Regions from separate parts of the Homo sapiens genome. Here region 2 is linked to region 1. A link is a contact called in ENCODE Hi-C or POLR2A ChIA-PET data. All regions are on one chromosome and are shown on one strand. Each heading gives the region's core, a stretch centred on a gene start or an enhancer-like site at or near the end of the contact. The rest is flanking DNA. Distances are from core to core; before and after follow the strand shown. Region 1 holds the start of CUL4A (cullin 4A). Region 2 holds the start of RASA3 (RAS p21 protein activator 3).

What was found. Hi-C counts contacts between places; a loop is a spot of excess contacts on that map. ChIA-PET counts read pairs that join two places held with the same protein, here RNA polymerase II (POLR2A). Pooled maps may share reads with other maps.
Region 2: a pooled map shows a loop between it and region 1 (9-fold over the local background). The contact joins the promoter of RASA3 here to the promoter of CUL4A in region 1. A Hi-C loop is called at or near these places in 2 of 37 single-sample maps with no recorded cell type and 11 of 50 pooled maps. POLR2A ChIA-PET finds 5 or more read pairs at or near these places in 2 of 52 experiments (activated CD4-positive, alpha-beta T cell and activated T-cell).

Annotation. Positions count from the first base shown.
Region 1 is chr13:113,207,166-113,211,614 of GRCh38, reverse strand. It overlaps CUL4A (cullin 4A), which reads right to left and starts at 2,002. Exons shown (of 20, transcript NM_001008895.4): 1 at 1,840-2,002; 2 at 1,527-1,642. The coding sequence starts at 1,987. It overlaps PCID2 (PCI domain containing 2), which reads left to right and starts at 2,946. Exons shown (of 14, transcript NM_001127202.4): 1 at 2,946-3,016. The coding sequence starts at 2,981. RefSeq lists silencers at 1,507-1,746, 1,807-2,136, 2,237-2,506, 2,767-3,056 and enhancers at 2,591-3,240, 3,241-3,891.
Region 2 is chr13:114,130,037-114,134,485 of GRCh38, reverse strand. RASA3 (RAS p21 protein activator 3) reads left to right here and starts at 1,863. Exons shown (of 24, transcript NM_007368.4): 1 at 1,863-2,051. The coding sequence starts at 1,997. LOC107987192 (a long non-coding RNA gene) reads left to right here and starts at 3,483. Exons shown (of 2, transcript XR_001750050.2): 1 at 3,483-4,449. RefSeq lists silencers at 1,558-1,657, 1,688-2,347 and enhancers at 2,140-2,767, 2,938-3,437, 3,728-3,987, 4,026-4,449.

The DNA.
Region 1 (4,449 bases), core at 753-3,252:
TCAGGAGTTTGAGACCAGCCTGCCCAACATGGCGAAACCCCGACTCTACTAAAAATACAAAAATTAGCCAGGCGTGGTGGCAGGTGCCTGTAATCCCAGCGACTCGGGAGGCTGAGGCAGGAGAATCGCTTGAACCTGCGAGGTGGAGGTTGCAGTGAGCCAAGATCGTGCCATGGCACTCCAGCCTGGGCCACAAGAGTGAAACTCCGTCTCAAAGAACAAACAAACAAAAAACCCCAAACATGGACACCCAAATGTCCATTAACTGGTGAATGGATAAAACAACTGTGGTATACCCATTCTACTAGGTAATAAATTACAATCACACTGCGTTGTGCATGAATCTCAAAAGCACTGTCCTAAGTGAAAGCCAGATACAAAAGACTATGAAATACATGACTGCATTTAGATAAGGTTCTAGAAATCGCAAAATATAGTAACAGAAAGCAAATGGGGGACCGCCAAGGGCTAGGAGTCAGGGGAGAGGGCTGACTGCAAAAGTGGTCATGGCAATTTCGGGGGTGGTAGCAATATTCTACCATTCTACCAAGAAAGATTCCATCTTGACCGTGGTGCCGGTTACGTAACTGCATGCATCTGTTAAAACTTCCTGAAGTGCACATTATATGTAGACTCTATCTCAAAGCTGGTAAGAAAACATCATCCACTTACACTTCAGACAAAGAATGGATGTATGTACACCAAACTGTCAACAGTAGTTTTCTTTGGGTGGTAGGAGTATAGGTGATTGAAGTCTTCTTTTTTGTATTTTTTATAATTTTTACAATGCAGTCACTTGCATATCCAGAAAAAAAGTTTTTTTAATTCAAGCCTTTTAATAGAAATAATTGTATGACACATCGTGACCTAAAATATAGATATTAGACTACTGAATGAATGTTACTTTACAAAAAGAAGACACCAGAAAAAAAGTCGCTTATAAATAAAATATCCAAGTATGGTAAAATGTACTTTTTTGTTACTTCAGAAACGGAACACCATCACTTTGAATTAAATGCTACCAAATCTGTTTGAATACCTTAAAGGCAACCACTAATCACAAAACACAACAGAGAACAAAACCACTTTTTCTGAATTTTGAATTTTTTCAAAATCTGTTTGAATATCTTAAAGGCAACCATTAATCACAAAACACAACAGAGAAAAGACCCTCTTATTACTGTGGCAAGTGACACAGTCATGAGTTTTACATATAACGAGAAAATAATTTGCCGTATACTTGCAAAATATGAGTCACGTGGCTCCTAGAAACACACCTCCTTCTCTTCCGTAATGGGATAACTTTAAATATGGTTCTAAGCAGCTTAAGCCTGAAAACAAAAATTCCACCACGGCAATAAACAAAACCACTTGTTGCCTCTGGGGCTCCCGGCCCTGCAGTGGAGGCAAACGCCCTGCCTTTCCGCTCCCCGGCGAGAGCCTGCGAGGCACCCGGAGCGGCCGCCCGGCCGCGTCTGCGTCACGCGGGGCAGGAGCGGCGTCCCCAGCCCCGGCCGCCGCCTCACCTGGTAGAGCTCCTCGAGGTTGTACCTGATGGAGGTGCTGCTCTGCACGGCCCGCACCGCCTCGTGCAGCTTCCGCCACGTGTCCTGCGTGTAGTTGTCGGGCAGCCGAGGTCTGTCTGCAGGGCGGAGGGAGAGCGGGCGGCTCAGGGCGCGCCGCGAAGCGCCCCGCGTAGCCACCCCCGACCCGGCCGGCGCCCCGGCGCCCCCGCTCCCGGGGCCCGCACGGATCTCGGGGCCTTCCCCCCAAGTCGGGCGGGGTCTCGTGGGGTCCCCGCCCGGGGCGCCTGGCCCTCGACCCGGCCGCCGCACCCACCTCGGAAGTTCTTGATGACCAGCTTCTTGGAGCCGCCCGCGCCCCCCGGCTTGGCGGGCGCGGCGGCCAGGGCCGCGGGCTTGGTGAGGCCGTTGGTGCGGCCCACGAGCGCCGAGAAGCTGCCCTTCCGCGGGGCCTCGTCCGCCATGGCTGGGCCGGAACCGCCGCGCCCCGCCCCGAGCGCCGCCGCCCGCCGAGCTCCGCTCCGCCCGCCCCGGTCCGCGCGGCCTCCGCCCCGTCCTCCTCGCGCGCCCCGCCCCGCCCCGCCCGCGTGCCCGAGCCCAACCGCCGCCGCGCCCGGCTACTCCTGAGGGCTTAGGAACGCGCGCCGGGAATCCCTCCTGAGGGATCGGACTCCCCCTAAGAGATTCGGACACCCCCTCCTGGCTCGAGGGCGCGCGCCGGGACTCCCGTCCTGAGGGATCGGGACCCTCACCCCCGGCTCCGGGGGGCGCACCGAGACCCTGCCCCCAGGGCTCCGGGCACCCCCTCCTGGCTCGGGGATGCGTGCCGCGGGCACCCCTCCTGAGGGGATCGGGAGCCGGGACACCCTCCTGAGGGCCCCGGGGCGCGCGCCTCCTGAGGGCTCGGCACCCCCACCCCGGGCGTGAGACCACCTCGAGGGCTCAGGGGTGCGCGCCGGGACGTGCCCTAACTCCTGCAGGCTCGGGAGCGCGCGGCGGAGGCACCTTATGAGAGCTCGGGAGCGCGCGCCATGTCCCTCCCCCTCCCCCTCCTCGGGCGCGCGCGCCCCGAGGCCCTGGCCCAGCCAGGCGCGGAGGGTCCTCCGCGGCCTGGTTTTCACAAGGGGCAGACGAAGGGTCAGCGCAGTGAAAGGCAGTTTAGCCGTGGGGCTGTCCTCGCCACTGGACCCCAAACCCCTCAGCCCGGGCGGGCCCGAACACACAATCAGAGCCGCTGGCGTCCCGGCTGAGAGGACGGGGCCCCGGCAGAAAGACCCCGGGCCCCCTCAGCCCGAGCGCGTCGCCGAGCCGGTCCCCAGGTTCTCCCTCCGGAACCAACCTGCGCACCCGCGGCGGGGCCGGGGGCGCCAGGACCCAGACGGACCGAGGGCCGGAAGTGACGCCAGCTGGCCCGCTTGAGGCGTAGGGGGTGGCGCTCTCCGTTCGGCGGCGCTCCCATGGCGCACATTACCATTAACCAGTACCTGCAGCAGGTGGGTCCTAGCCGGGGAGCGCGCGGCGGCGTGGTTGGCCCTCGGCGTGTTCCGTGTGTCCCCTCCTGCCTTGGACCCTCAGGCCTTTTCCTTTCCCGCCTCGCCACCCTTCTTCCGTTCGGGTCCCCGGCGGGCAGCCGCGCGAGCCGAACAGCGGCGGCCGGGACTCGGGAAGGCGGCCCGAGTTCTCCCCTGCAGGGCCGCCGTGGGGGCCGGGCGGTGTCCGTGGATCGCGGAGTCGTCGCGGTGTAAGTAGACGCGGCGGTCCCAGGTCGCTGCCCTCACTTGCTGGCACGTGTGGCCGCGCTCCCAGGCGGTCCGAAGGGCCTGCGGGCCACGCCGAGGGCCCGCTGTGGGCGGTGCTGTGTCGGATGGACGCTGTTTCCCAGCAGGATGCGGGATGAATTCGGGGACTCCAGGAGGCGATGGAGGAGTAAGCGCGAGGCTGTGGCCGTGCTGCAGGCCGGGCTCGTGCCCCTCGTCCTCGCTGTCGTTTAACGCCCTTCACTCTCCGAGCACAATGCACACTTCATATCGCTCGGTACATGCGTCTGACAGATGTTGTTCAACAGCTTGTAAGTAGCAGAAGCACAGTTAAAAGATGGACACTTGTAAAGATTCAACGCATATTCTTTCCACTAAACTATGCCTGTCTTCAGAACCAGCACTGTGGTAACAGGGATAGGAAATATAGGGAATGGATTTTTAAAATATTTGAAGGAAACATTACCAAGACGTGGTGAATAAGAATGGGTGGGCTGAGGGACACGGAGGAGTTAAGAATGATTCCCAGGCTTGTAATCTGGGAAAAAGATGAATAGAGTGGATTTGGAGGGAGAAATAAAGTTTTGGGCATGTTGAGTTTGAGGTGTCTGTTGACAACTGGGTAAAGATACGTACTTGATAGCTGAAAAGTCTGACATGATTGGGCCCAGCAGTTGCTTGGTTAATTGAGAAAACTGGTTAAAACAGGAATCACGAAGAAATGGATGTATGTTTTTAACTTAAAACATGAAAGTATACATTCACTTGCCAATTTTTTTTTTACACCACTTACCTCAAGTTCTATACTTGCCAATCTTTTGATGTAAGCCCAGGGCCTTTTCTTTAGGCTGTGTCTGTTTTGGCCTAATCTTAGCAGACTTAACATTTTCCAATATCAGTTTATTTAAAGTTAAACAAGGATATAGGCATTTAAGAACCAATTTGATACGATTATCTTTAGAATTTTCTTAATCTTTTACAATTTTTCCCCCATACCTAATTATTTTTTTAACAAACTCAAGTGAGCCTTTTAAAAACATACAACTTAGCTTATAGAGAAACAACTGTTTCCTTTTGCATTCATATTTCATTGATGAGCTTAAAAGTACATAACTACCATAACAGGTTCGGGTAGCAAAAATAGATTTGAGAACAAACACATCTGGATA
Region 2 (4,449 bases), core at 614-3,113, 920 kb before region 1:
GCCCCTGTGGCTGCAGGCTCCCAGCAGTCAGGGGAAGAAAGGCCATTCATTCTTTCAACGCATGGAACTGCTTTTTAGGAAGTGAAGGTAAGCAGTGGAAAAAAATAGGCCTCTATCTTCATGAAGCTCCTGTTCCTCTCCATGCAGTGTGTGTGTGTTTGTGTATGTTCACGTAGGTGTGTGTATGTATGTTTAGTGTGTATGTCTGTGCATGTGTATGGGTAGTATATGTGTGTGCTGTCTGTGTTGTGTGTATATGAACATATGTGTTCATGTGTATATGTGGTGTGTGTATGTAGGGTGTGTGTATATGTGTGTATATGTATGTGTGTACACGTGTGTAGTATGTGTGTGGTGTCTGTGTGTGGTGTCTATGTGTATGTATATGTATATGTAGTGTATGTGTGGTATATGTATGTGTGTATATATGTGTAGGGTGTGTGTGTGGCACTGGGTGCAATGAAGTTTTGCAACATAGAGGAGGGAGTGTAGTCTCAGTTCATATACACACCTACAGTTCATACACACACACAAACATACTCCTCAGAGAGGAGGTCAGGGAGGAGGAGACCTCGAGACAGAAGAAAGGGAGGTAAGGGTGGTACCTGCCCATGCTGGGGTCTGCAGGGGGACTGGGGGGGGACCTGCCCATGCCGGGGTCTGCAGGGGGACTTGGGGGGGGACCTGCCCATGCTGGGGTCTGCAAGGGGACTTGGGGGGGGACCTGCCCATGCCGGGGTCTGCAGGGGGACTTGGGGGGGGGACCTGCTCATGCCGGGGTCTGCAGGGGGACTGGGGGGGGACCTGCTCATGCCGGGGTCTGCAGGGGGACTGGGGGGGGACCTGCCCATGCCGGGGTCTGCAGGGGAACTGGGGGGGGACCTGCCCATGCCGGGGTCTGCAGGGGGACTTGGGGGGGGGACCTGCCCATGCCGGGGTCTGCAGGGGGACTGGGGGGGGACCTGCCCATGCCGGGGTCTGCAGGGGACTGGGGGGGGACCTGCCCATGCTGGGGTCTGCAGGGGGACTTGGGGGGGGGACCTGCTCATGCTGGGGTCTGCAGGGGGACTGGGGGGGGACCTGCTCATGCTGGGGTCTGCAGGGGGACTGGGTGGGGGAGACCTGCCGGTGCCGGGGTCTGCAGGGGGACTGGGGGGGGACCTGCCCGTGCCGGGGTCTGCAGGGGGACTGGGGGGGGACCTGCCCATGCCGGGGTCTGCAGGGGGACTGGGGGGGACCTGCCCATGCCGGGGTCTGCAGGGGGACTGGGGGGGGAGACCTGCCCATGCCGGGGTCTGCAGGGGGACTGGGGGGGGGAGACCTGCCCATGCCGGGGTCTGCAGGGGGACTGGGGGGGGGGAGACCTGCCCATGCTGGGGTCTGCAGGGGGACTTGGGGGGGGGACCTGCCCATGCCGGAGGTCTGGGGTGGGGGGCTGTGTGTGCGTGTATGTGTCCCCGCCCCCCTCGTGCGTCTGCAGCAGGTGCCTTCGGATCGCATCTCAGGAGCTGGGGCTGGGCGCGGGATTCCTCCCCTGCCAGATCGTTGTACGTGAACTTCTCTTGGCAAAGTTCGTCCGCGAGTCAATCGCTCAGCCTCGCTCAGCGGGCCCGGGCCGCGCCGGCGACCTTCCTTCGTCTCTTCCGCCAGGCAGCCCGCTGGGGTCCCTTCCGCTCAGCGGCCAATCCGCGGGGCGGGGGCGGGGGCCGAGGCCTCGGGGGAAGCCGATCCCTGCGCCCCCCGGGTCTCCGCCACCCGCCAGCGCCGTCCCTGCCAACCCCGCCCCTGCAGGGCCCGGGCCAGTTGGGAGCAGGGGCCGGGCCGCGGGCGGAGCCTCCCGGTCCCCGCCCTCGCCCTCGGCCAACTGGCGGTCTTGCAGGCGGGCGGACCCTCGGCCGCGCTCGGGGCTCCGGCGCCGCCGCTCCTCCTGCTCGGCCTGAGCTGCCCGGGCTCGGCGCGCGCTTGGGGCGAGGCTCGGCGGGCGCGGACGCGCAGCATGGCGGTGGAGGACGAGGGGCTCCGGGTCTTCCAGAGCGTGAAGATCAAGATCGGTGAGTGTCCGCCGGCAGCCACGCGTCCGACCCCCCGGCCCGACCCTGTCCTCTCCCGCGCCCGCCTCCCCTCCGCAGATCCTTGCTGGGGACCCCGGCGGAGACGCCCTCCAGGCGCGGCGCGCTCCCCGGAGAACGGCTGGTCCGGCTCCGCGGCCCCTCCCCACCTCCCCGCCTCCCCGGGCCTCGGGCTGGGTCGAGTCGGCTCCGGGGTAACGCGGCTCCCTGCGCCTCCTCTGCGCCCGGAGCGGCCCCGGTCCCTGGTAGCGGCGGAGGAGGTGGGGTCCCTGCGCCGAGGGACGTCTGTCCGCGTGTGCGCCCGAGCGTGTGCCCCGCGTGTTTGCAGGAGTGCGCGCGCCTGAGGCTGTCTGGGCGCCTGCACTTCAGGTGTCAAATCCACTGACGTCGGGGTCTCGGCATCTCCCTTTCTCCGCTGCGCCCAGAAACTTCCTTTCCGGGGAATGTGGAGGCTCCTTCACGCTTCTCCCCAGGGGCGTGAGGCCCCGGCGCGCTGCTGCTGCTGTGCGCGCGCGTCTGTGCCTGCGTGCGCGCGTGTTTGTGTGTGCTTGTGTTTGTGTGTCCATGTGTGGGCGGTGTGTGTGCGCGTGCGTTTGTGGGTGCATGTGTGGGTGCGTATTTGTGTGTGGATGCATGTGTGCGCGCGTGTGTATTTGTGTGTGGGCGCGTGTGTGTGCGCGCGTTTGTGTGTGTGCATGTGTGCGTGTGTGCTGGTGGGGCGTTCTGGCTGAGGGCTCCCGCGGGGCGGGGAGACCCCGGACCCATCGGCACCACGTCCCTTTCCACTGAGAAGTGGCGGGCGAGCTGGTGGCGACCAGGGCCTGCGAGGCTGCGGTTTTTCTCTGGGCTTCAGCAGCTTCTGAAGTGGGCTCCCGGAGGCGTTTCCGGAGAGGAGGCTGTGTCTGGACTTCTGGTTTATCTGGAGGGATCTGCTTTTCCCTGGTTGTTTTATCTTGGGAGAGTGATGTGGAAGTCCTCCCCCTCCCCCAGAGCAAGACCGTTTCCTGGAGTGACTGTTCCATATTCATGCCATGAGTGTGCTGGACCACAGCGCGGTTCAGGCTGGAGAGGCTTCCAGGGCCTGCAGTGTCGCGGTCCCCACGGTCCTTCTCCCCCACTGAGCCGCACTTCGCAGCCGGCCTCTTCCCGTGTGAAGAGGCCTCCGGGAACGGGCTGAGTGTCAGTTGTTGATGACATTTGATGCTGCCGGAGGCATTCCAGCTCCCCTAAACCAGCGGGCTGTTTCCTGTCGGCTTTATTTTGGTTTGCGGATCATCGCTGAGACACTGTCTTGATATTTGGCCCAGAAGCGCTGCAGCTAGGATGTGGCAGCACTTCCGCTTTGAGTAGTCCAGAGAGGAGGGATTTCTTTTGTTAATGTGGTTTAAATCCGCTGTCACTTTCATACAAGAAAGCCAGAGCTGGCGCTCCCTGAAGTGCCTGAGGTCGCCTTGCCTGGGTGGGGAAAGGTCGCGGCCCGTGGGGGTCAGTTTGCTGCTCTTTCCTTCAGCCAAGGCTGCTTGGCTCAGCCAGCGAGTCTGAGGAGTGTGAGAAGCACTGGGCTTCCTCAGTCACGGGGGCAGGAGGGCTGGAGGTGGGTGCCCCTGTGGGGCAGTGCCAGGTCTCCAGGCAGCAGGCAGAGGCGGCCTGGGGCTTTGCGGCTCGGGGGTGGGGGGCCCACAGCCGGCACAGCATGCTCGCTGTGTACTCCAGGAAGGGCTACACTTCAGGCCACGGCAGGACTTTACAGAAGGCATGGGAAGTAGAACAGGAGGGCGAGGGAAGACCAGAGTCTCAGACCAGATACTCAGACCCTGAGTCTCCCAGAAGGCAGCTTCACCGGCCTGCGGGCACTCGGCCCCACTTCCGACAGGCGTGGGGGTCAGGCACCCTGGAGGATCCCTCGGAGAGAAGGAGGTTTGGAGATGCCACAACTTGGTCAGGCTCTGTGCTCCACTTTAAACAAGCCAGTGAAACCCTGGCTCAGCTGAGGCTTAGGCTGCTAATCCCACGTGGGGCCTGGATATCATCTGAACCTTTGACCCTCCCAGGGGCAGCAGCAGTGAGGACGGGTAGAGAGGCCCAAATGCCAGCTGCCCGACTCTCTGGATGTGGCTCCAGCAAGAAGTCCCCGTTTCCTCTCCCCTCCAGAGGTCACCTGCAGGGCTGGCTGCCTGAGGGGTATCTGTGCCCCAAGTAGCTGGGGAGACAGGGCACCTCCTGCATTTGAGCAGAGATGCAGTCTGGGCTGGAGACCCTGAGGGTGACCTGTGGGTGCGCTGGTTTGGGGTTAGTCTCATGTAACTGTGCTGCTGGCCTGATACCCCGGGGCTCCAGCAGAAAGCCCATCTGTAGAAGCGAAGTGGAGGATGACCCTGAG